Regions from separate parts of the Homo sapiens genome. Here region 2 is linked to region 1. A link is a contact called in ENCODE Hi-C data. All regions are on one chromosome and are shown on one strand. Each heading gives the region's core, a stretch centred on a gene start or an enhancer-like site at or near the end of the contact. The rest is flanking DNA. Distances are from core to core; before and after follow the strand shown. Region 1 holds the start of NEMP2 (nuclear envelope integral membrane protein 2). Region 2 overlaps LOC124905959 (a long non-coding RNA gene).

The links. Hi-C counts contacts between places; a loop is a spot of excess contacts on that map. Pooled maps may share reads with other maps.
Region 2: a map of B cell shows a loop between it and region 1 (7-fold over the local background). The contact joins the enhancer-like site here to the promoter of NEMP2 in region 1. A Hi-C loop is called at or near these places in 2 of 168 maps with a recorded cell type or tissue (B cell and naive thymus-derived CD4-positive, alpha-beta T cell) and 3 of 50 pooled maps.

What each region holds. Positions count from the first base shown.
Region 1 is chr2:190,532,775-190,537,790 of GRCh38, forward strand. It overlaps NEMP2 (nuclear envelope integral membrane protein 2), which reads right to left and starts at 1,948. Exons shown (of 9, transcript NM_001142645.2): 1 at 1,785-1,948. The coding sequence starts at 1,881. NEMP2-DT (NEMP2 divergent transcript) reads left to right here and starts at 2,064. Exons shown (of 5, transcript NR_183903.1): 1 at 2,064-2,347. RefSeq lists a silencer at 1,612-2,261.
Region 2 is chr2:191,617,296-191,622,252 of GRCh38, forward strand. All of the region lies in intron 1 of LOC124905959 (a long non-coding RNA gene), which reads left to right. Among named protein-coding and RNA genes, the nearest start is that of NABP1, 58 kb to the right of the region's middle. Within about 2 kb of position 3,081, at least 2 of the 41 ENCODE cell types and tissues checked have a DNase peak (open chromatin) inside an H3K27ac peak, as active enhancers do.

The sequences.
Region 1 (5,016 bases), core at 698-3,197:
CTATGGTTCTTAAGCCTAGTCTAATCCAGGGCTGCCAACAGTGTCACTGGCACACTACCAGATGCTGGGCGCTTCACAGTCCGTATTGGAAAGCCTACCGGAATGGCAGGCATCCCTCTAAGGCTACAAAAGTTGCCATTCTTCTTAGCTGTGGACTAGTTTTATCAAGTCAGTGGGCATCCTGCATGTCTCAGGCAGAACAGAAGCTCCAATAAGTATTTATGTGTGTCTTTGATTAACAAAGCAGAGAAGCAGGCTGTTACTATTATACTAAATGCGGTAACATAAAAACTTTAAAAACACCAGGTTCACTGAGGTGAGGAAAATACTGGAAACTCTTCAGTAAAAACATCTTCATTTTACTCAAGAGAAAACTACGGTCCATAAAGACTCTGTGCCTGGACCAAGGTTATACCACAAGTTGTGGCTGAAGGAATGAGTGGTCTAGAACCCAAGGTGCTGGGTGCTGGTCTAAGGCTACTTCTAATTTTCTCGCTGTTGCCATGCCCAGAAACCTTCCTGCTTAGACAGATTTGTGTTTTATTTTTTCACCAGCATAAAATTGTTGTATTTCTTACTACCAAACCTTCGTTTTCTCATCTGTAAAATGGGTATAAAATGGTGCTTTCCCGCATAGGGCTTCTATGGGTATTAAATATGATAGATACTGCAGTTAAAGCACTTATAACACTGCCTAGCACATACTGAACACTCAAAAAATTTCTCTTCAATGAAAACTGGAATCCAACACTTCCCCAACATATAACTCACTGCAAGATTCCCTCAGTTGGGAGCTGTGGCAGAATCTGATAATGACCTCATCAACATCCAGTCTCTCATTCATCCTTAGATAAAAAACCGCGGTATAACCGGAGGGAGGGCCATGCCCAGCTAAAAGAATACACTTGGCAGCCTCCCTTGAAACCAGGGTAGCCAAAGCAAGGAAGGGAAGTTGGTAGACAGTGCACCCAGGAAATCTTTTAAAAGATTTTATGAGGGGAAAAAAAAAAAGAAACAGAAATGTGAAGCTCATGGTAAGTTAGCGGCAGGTCTGGAGTTGGAACTCTAGGTTTCTGACTTCCCCAGGTGTCCTTCCCAGATCCTTCCCCAGTGTGCCAGCATCTTAAGCCCACTCCGTGGCGAGCCCCTACAGCTAGCAGCCGCTACCAGTTCTTGCTTCCTGTGTGCCAGGCATTGTGCACACGAACACCACAAGAACCTTGTGAGGCCTCATTACCTGCCGCTCACGTGGGACCGTTATGTTTACTCGCTCAAGGTCACAACAGTCAGGGGCAGAAGAATTTTCGCTCCGATTCTGAAGCTGAAGCTGTTACCTTCTCTAGTCTTGAGACCAAAGGAATGCGAGATAGTGAAATAACAAGGATTTCAACACGCATTGATGTACTGTACAAAAGGCCGTGTGCTGAAAGTCTGGAGACTAGGGTCAGCTGTGCCAGTGACAAGCTGTGTGACCCTGGGCAAATCAAAACCTCTCTGAGTTTCGGTTGCTTCTGTAAAACGAGGGAATTGGGCGACTGGATCGCGCGGTTGCTTCTAATTCTAAAATTACAAAATGTCCAACTGCCAGGCGAGAGACTACGGAAGCCCAGTAAGACAGGAAGGGCGGGCGGGGCCTGCCCGGGAGACCCCAAAGCGAGAAAAGGGAGCGCCCGCCCCAGTGGGCCTCGCGGTGCCGCCCGGGCCAAAGAGCGCGCCCTCAGGGCAGCCGCGAAGCCGGGGAGCGAGCACGCACGCGCGCGCCGCCGCCGCCGGTCCCGGGTTACCTGATAACGCTGCCGCCGCCGCCTCCCCGCGCACGGGCAGTGTGGCCAGGGGCGGCAGCCAGAGCAGCAGCCACCACCGCCCTTGGCGCGGCCCCATTTCGTTAGGGGTCAGCTCCGTGCGACCCGAGCCCTAGGGGACCGGCTCCGCTGCGAGGAGCGGAAGTGGCGCGGGGGCTCAGAGAAGGCGGAGGGGGCGGTGAGGCCCGAACGCGGGAAAGGCGGAGACCCCGCCTCCCCGGGGCGGAGGGAGAGTTGGGCTCGTTGCTCCAGCCTCCGCCCGCGGCCTCGGGGCACGGCGGGCCCAGGCCGGAGGAGCTTTCGGTGGCGCGACCCCGCTGGCATGCTCCCGGCCTCGGCCTCGGCCTCGGCCTTGGCCTCCGGGCCTCCAGCGCACGCGGGGCGTCCAGGGCCTCATCTTCCCCTGGGGACCGCCCGGCCGTGTCCCGCTGCCCTCGGCGCAGGGGTGGGAGTTGCAGAGAGGAAGAGTCGCTAACCCGGAGTGTTTCTTAAAACTTGGCTGACCTGTGACCTGCGGATTTGGAGGCTGAATTCTCCGAGCACCTGTGAGTGACAGCCCGTGAATGGGAAGGTCCTTCGGCAAACGCCCTTTTTGTGAATAAAATACATAAAAGCCAGTTTCTTTATTTTACCTTTCTGTTTATCTTTTTACTTTCATTTGGTAACAAGCAATAACAAATTGGAAATTTGGCCGCTTAAGTAACACTGACTTGTATGTCTAATCTCGGACACGGCATTTCAGAGTACAGAGGGGCTCGTAAAATGTTCCTTCACCAACATGACAAGGTTCTCTTAAAATTACCTTATGTTAAAAAAAAGTTTCTTAATGTAATAGATATATTTTTAAATTAACATATAACCTGAATGATCTTAATACTGATAATTAGGAGATATACATATATTTTAAAGAACATTCCCTCCACAGGACCTGGAACCCATTAATTTGACTCAATATTCCATACTTAACTAGGACAGTCTTCTCTAATTCTGGTCTTTTGGTGAGATATCTTAGAGAACCCAAAGTAACAGAAATTATCCTGTTAAAAATAGATAAGCCTCATTTTTCCTAAAAGTCTGAGTAGGATGGACTAGGCTTTCCTTGCCCTCAAAGAAAGGTTTAACCAACTGCCCTTAAGCACTTGGCACCATGTGTACACCATGTATGGCTTTTAAAAAGTTAAGAAATTTCCTTGTAAGGGACTCTTCAGAGGGATGGTTTTTAAAAATAAACCATCATTACTTGAGTGAAGCCTGTCTTCAGAGAAACAGCAGAGCCCTGATCCAATTCTTTCCTGTATTCCCAGGTGCGGTGTGCACTTGCTTCTTGCAAGACAGCTTTTGTACCTAACCACATTCATTTTGATTTGGTTTAATTTTGGATGGCACTATGGAAAGTAGCTAAAATAAACAGGTGGGTTGTTGAATGATGAATGTATTTTCTACAGATATATCTGGTGGAGAAACAAAAGGGCAGGCAGCAATGTACTAAATATTTAAAGTGCTATTTATATCACAGATCCTTAGTAAATATCTGTAAAGAAGCTATATTGAAACACCACATTTTTCTCTATAAGCAATAAATATTTTTCCGGAGATAACAAGAATGTTAGGAGGTGATAGTTCTGTCACTGGGGGACAATCATGAAATTCCACTTAACCTCTCCAAACTTTTCTTCTGTATGAAAACCTTATCCACTGGGGGAAGGGCAGGAAGCTTTACCACCAACAGGATCCTGGCAAAGACCCCCTGCTTCTGGAGAAGAGATAGAAGCACAAACCTTCTGCCCTTTGGGGAGCAGCAGGAGCAGGAAACACTAGGGCTCTGTGTCCTGAACCAATAGAAAATTGAAGTTGGCTACTGCTGGGAAACCCTCTCTCACTCAAGACTCACCACAGATAAAGGAAGGATTTGGCTGCAATGGGAAAGTGTCAGGAATACTGGGAAAGCCCCACATCTAAGGTTCAGGTGCACAGGGCCTGCCTAAAACCAAGGCAGGACCAGGAGTGTGAAAAACCCCTTTTCCCCACTACAAGCCAAGCACCAGTGACAACACCAGTCAACTAGTGAGGAGGAAAAAGAGTGGGGAGAGACCTCTCTGTAACACAGGCATGCAAACACTGCTAAAAGCTGAGTGAGGGACACTGAGAAAAACTCCCCAGCACTCTAGGTTCCACACTAAAACAATGCAATAGTAACCCCCTGCTAGAGGAATCTGAATGAAGCCTGTGGTACAGAGTGAAGGCAAGGATAACAACAACAAAACCCAAATTCAGCACAACTCCTGACTAGATTGACTCAACTACCCACATTATTGACTGGACAGAAGAGGCATGTTTATTTCTGGACATTAATATTATTTACCTCAGTTGTTACTATTCTCCTACATGTGATATCCATCATTTGATCAAAAATTAAAAGACACCCAAAAAAGCAGAGAGGAGAAAAAATCAAGAGGTAAAACAGAACCAGATTCAGAAATGACCCATATATTGGGCTAGAATTAATATGCTTATAAAGCTAGTGGAAAAGGTGAACAATATGCATGAATATATATAGAGAATTTCAGCAGAAAGAGGAAAATTACTTAAAAAGTGAAATGGAAAGGCTAGAAATTAAAAACACCGTATCAGAAATGAAGAATTCTTTCAATGGGCTTATCAGCAGACTGGACATAGCTGAGGAAAGAACCGGTGAATTTGAATATAGGTCGATATGGTTTGGCTGTCTCGCCACCCAAATCTCATTTGAATTGTAGTTCCCATAATCCCCACACATCGTGGGAGGGACCCAGTGGGAGGTAACTGAATCATGGGGGTTATTCTTATGCTAGTGAGTGAGTTCTCATGAAATCTGACGGTTTTATAAGGGGCTTTTCCCCTTCACTCAGCACTTCTCTCCTGCTGCCTTGTGAAGAAGGACATGTTTGCTTCCCCTTCCACCATGATTGTAAGTTTCCTGAGGCCTCCCCAGCCATGCAGAACTGTGAGTCAATTAAACCTCTTTCCTTTATAAATTATGGGATCTGTGGAACTTTGAACTTGAGAGATGATTTAGGGTATCTGGTGGAAGAAATTTCTAAGCAGCAAAGCATTTAAGAGGAAGCAGAGCATGAAAGTTTGGAAAATTTGCAGCCTGACGATGCAATAGAAAAGGAAAACCCATTTTCTGGAGAGAAATTCAACCCAGCTGCAGAAGTTTGCATAAGTCACAAGG
Region 2 (4,957 bases), core at 1,831-4,330, 1.1 Mb after region 1:
CTGTAATCCCAGATACTCGGGAGGCTGAGGCAGGAGAATTCCCTTGAACCCGGGAGGTAGAGGTTGCAGTGAGCTGAGACCGTGCCATTGCACTCCAGCCTGGGTGACAGAGCAAGACTCCATTTCAGGAAAAAAAAAAAAAAAAAAAAAAGAAAAGTCTATATTCTAGAGTTCTTATTCAAATGATGTCTTTAAAACTATTGGTACATTGTGGCAGGCTCTTCCATTAGCTGTTTCTTTCATAAAAAAGTTAATATTTTAAAAATTAATTTACTCATGTGTTATTTCATGTGCCCAGTATTATGCTAGGCACCAGGGTATCAATAGTGAGCAGGACACATTCTTAGTTCCCAGTGCTCACAGCCTGGTTGACAGACTTTCCAGCACCTTCTCCTCACTTCTCAGACATCATCAGCGTCAAACTTTGCCTGCCTATCAACCATTAAAAAAAAACGTCACCTAGACATCACCTTCTGCTGCTTCGGCCTTGTTCCTGGTTTGTGGTTATGATTTCCTGTTTGCCTTGCTGAACTATGATTTCTTGAAATCCCCATGCCCTTTCTTAACTCGTAGGTGACTTTTTTTTTCCCCACTGTACTTTACTTAAAGCAGAGCTATTTACAAATGAACTTTCATTTTTGTCATAGCATCTTCATAATTATTTTCTAAAATTAGAAAAAAAGTAGGTTTTTAGATTCCCTTGGTGTTGATGAAGACAACTGCAATGAAGATGCTGTTGTGGACTTAGAAATATGCTAAAATCCACCACAAAAAGTTTCCTTTTATAAACACACATGGAGAAAATCTCTATTTGGGACAGAATTTGGCATGAAGCTCTGCATTCACACTTAAGATTTTTAGTTTCCTTGAGAAATTGACCCCTCTAGTGTTGTGAAATGTCTCTCTTTATCACTAATAGTATTCCTTCTCCTAGAGTCTACTTTGTCTCATGTTAATACAGCTATTCTAGTATAGTAGCCAGCCTTCAGGATAGTCCCCAATCATCCCTACTTCCCAGTATATAGACCTTTGTGTAGTCTTCTCTCACATTGTACCAAAGTTGGTCTGTGTGACCAATAAAATATGGCAAAAGTGATGTTATTTCACTTCTGAGATTAGATTACAAAAGACTATGGCTTCTGTCACAGCTCCTGCCCTTGCCTCTCTCTCTCTCTCTCTTTCTTGGATCACCTCGGATCACTTCCTCTCAGGGAAAGTATGTCATAAACAGCTCTGCGGAGAATCTAGGCAGCAAGGAGCTGATGCCTCCTGCCAAACACCACATAAATGGGCTTGGATGCAGATCCTTCAGACTTGGCCAAGCCTAACTCCTAGATAATGAGAGACCTCGAATCAATACCTAGCCAAGCCACTCCAGATTCTTGACCTACAGAAACAATGAGGCAATAAATGTATGTTGACCACCCACATTTGGTGGTTGGTCAGGATTCACAAGACTCACAAGAAGGCTATATTCACAGCTACAGTTTATTATGGCAAAGGATACAGCGAAAATAGCAGGATAAATATTTTTACTGGGCGGAGTCCAGAGAGGACCAGTATAGGCTTCAGAGTCCTTCTTCATTAGAGGCCACACAGGATGTACTTTCTCTCTAGCAGCAACTTACAGAAACATTTGTGAAATATCTCTACCTAGGATCCAAAGAATTTTTGGTATGCTGGTCACATAAGCATATCTTGCTATGCAACCAACTATGGCAACTGAAATACAGGACTCCAAGAATGAAGCCAGGTGCACATCATTAATCTTGATACTTATACAAAGCAACCTGAAAAGCTAGTATAGCACAGTCCATTGCTTCAGGTGTACACAACAAAATCATCAGTCCCTGACATCCAAGAGCCATATTCTTAGTGATTGGCAAAGGATCAATCATGGTTCTAGGTTCTGTTGGAGCCATGCAAGGAATATATGACCACACCTGCTCTGCTAACTCTTTCCTCACAAAATGTGGCCAACAGTCAGCACTAAATGCAAAATATATAGATAAATGAGACTTTAGATAATTCCAGCCCCCAGACTTCAAGTCTTCCAGCTTAGCCCCCAAGCACTTTAAAGAAGAAACAAGGATTCCCCACTGTGTTCTGCCAGGATTCTTGACTCACAGAAACTACATGAAATAAGAAATGTTTATTGTTTGAAGTCACAAACTCTTGGGGTAGTTTGTTATACAGCAATAGATTAATATACAGGGTAATATTTTCCTATTCTTTGCATGTGTGGCAATTTTTTATTGAATGACCAATATGAATTTTATATTTTAGGAAACTGGAGTTTGTTGTATTTCATTGAACAGTACTAGGCTTTTGTTTCATTGCTAGCTAAGTTACAAGTAGAATCCTCTTGAGGATTGCTCTCAAGTTTGTTAGGGTGGGTCCAGGACAGTCTTTATCTTAGGGCTAACTTATATCTACTACTAACCTGATAACAAGCCAGGTGCAGTGGCTCACCCTGTAATCCCAGCACTTTGGGAGGCCAATGTGGGCAGATCACTTGGGGTCAGGAGTTTGAGACCAGCCTGGCCAACATGGTGAAACTCTGTCTCTACCAAAAATACAAAAATTAGCCAGATATGGTGGTGTGTGCCTGTAATCCCAGCTACTCGGGAGGCTGAGGCATGAGAATCACTTGAACCTAGGAGGTGGAGGTTTCAGTGAGCTGAGATCGTGACACTGCGCTCCAGCCTGGGTGACAGAGTGAGACTGTTTCTCGAAATAATAATAATAATAATAATAATAAAACTGATAGCTGTCTACAGACTATTTGGAGGATTGGTAAACTTTTTTGGTAGTGGACACATAGTAAATATTTTAGGCTTTGCAGGCCACACACTGTCTGTTGCATATATTTCTTTGTTTTTTCAATCCTTCAAGAATATACACATCATTCTTAGCTTGTGAGCTGTTGAAAAAGTCTGTGGGCTGGGTGTGGCCTGTGAGCTGTAGTTTGCCAACACCTGATGTCCTTTGCATTAAGAGGTCTTTCTATTCTGGCTGAAAGGACAATTAACTAGTCCAAGCCTTGTGTAAGTTCCAAACATTTTTCTGCCTACTCATTCTCATGGTTCTTTCCCCAGCCTTGGGTGGTTTCCTCTCATGCTTGTCCAGATTAGCACTCAGTCAAATACCTGAAGGGACCTCTCTGTAGATTTCCCAGGCCCTGAAGCTCCCTCCTTGATGGTACTCAGGGTTACAAATCCTAAACACCTTAAGCGCTCTGAACTCTGATCTTTCTGTACTCAGTGAGACTGCAGATTCCTTCTGGGTTCCCCCTTCCAGTGCTGTTATTTTCTTACATATAGTTACTCCTCTGTGTTGGTTCCTATCTATACCGAACATAAATTTCTAACAGAAACTGTTTTGTTCTACTTAATGTCTTCCTTGTTAAACACAGTACCATATTAACACATATGCAGATCATCATCGTGCCATTAACAAAAGCTATATCTCAATGGCCACAAGATTTCTAGTTGAAACAAATCTTAAATGATCTATCTGATCTTAGTCCAATTGTAAGCTTTCCTAGTTGTAAACATGTACCTTTGAGGGTCATACTCTACTTTTAAGGTAGCCCATTTCACTGTTGGACAGCAATAATTATCAGAAAATGTACTTCATAATGAGCTAAAATATAATTCCTTATCACATGGACTTTTCAGTTCTTATTAAATTTATGTTTAACCTAAATCTAGAGGACCTTTTCTTACCAATTGCTGTTAACCCTTGTTGTGCATTATTGATTCAGTCTGTGAATGTCTTGAGTGTCTTCTCTGTGCCAGGCTCTGTGCTGAGTTTGGGCTTGTGGAGGTGAGAAAAGGGAGGTAATGAATGGGCCTCATGCATCTTTCAGCTTGGTGGGTTATTTAGAGAGAAATCTAAGCATGCAAATATGTGTAAAAGTTACAATGTGGTATGTGCCCTGAAGAAGCATAGTGTGATGACACTAGGTATAGGAAGATTTGTCCTAGTCAGGGAAGTTAGGGAAGACATTCTTGAGGAGCTAATGATTTGAGATCTGAAAGCAAAGTAGGAGATAATCAGACAAAATAAAGATGAGAGATTTTTAGGAAGAGGGGTCAGCCTGAATGAAGGTACTGGGGTGAAAGAGAGCAACTGTTTTTTAAATCTAAATGTAGGACTTTCAGATAACCCTGTTAAATACTCACTCAATGAATACACTCAATCTCAGAAATATCACTCTATCACCGAAAACATGTTTCTGATATTTTTGGTGTACTTGTAGAAGCAGATTTAATTCCAATGTAAGAAAGCATTTTGCATTGCTCTTTGGAAAGGTATTATTGTCCCTACCTCAGGTTTTGTGGGGCCAGAAGCTTATACAGGGCCCCCACTCTGGGGGCCCTTTTAAAGAAAAAAATGTAAATGATACATACAAAATTTAGCACAGGGCCTGGAAGAAGGCCTTGGCAGTGAGAGGCACCAAATGAAACGTTTCATTAGGTTCAGGGTAAAAAATCTACCTACTGTCTTTAGAGATTTGGACAAAGGGTACATGACCATATGTTGGTGACGTAATGAAGAGATTTCATATTGTATAGAAATTTGGACTTGATAGACCTGTAAGTTTCCTCCAGATTCAAAGATTTTGTGTTTACTTAGCTTACATTTGAGAATGGAATAGGTCAAAGTTAGCCTCCTTGCATTCTTGGCCCCCTGCCCCTACTCAGCTAGTTTGTAGAATTAATTATCTGATGGCCAAACAATGATGGGGTGTTGGCTGGATGCGGTGGCTCACATCTGTAATCCCAGCACTTTGGGAGGCCGAGGCAGGTGAATCACTTGAGGTCAGGATTTCAAGACCAGCCTGACCAACATGGAGAAATCCCGTCTCTACTAAAAATACAAAATTAGCTGGGCATGGTGGTGCATTCCTGTAATACCAGCTACTTGGGAGGCTGAGGCAGGAGAATCGTTT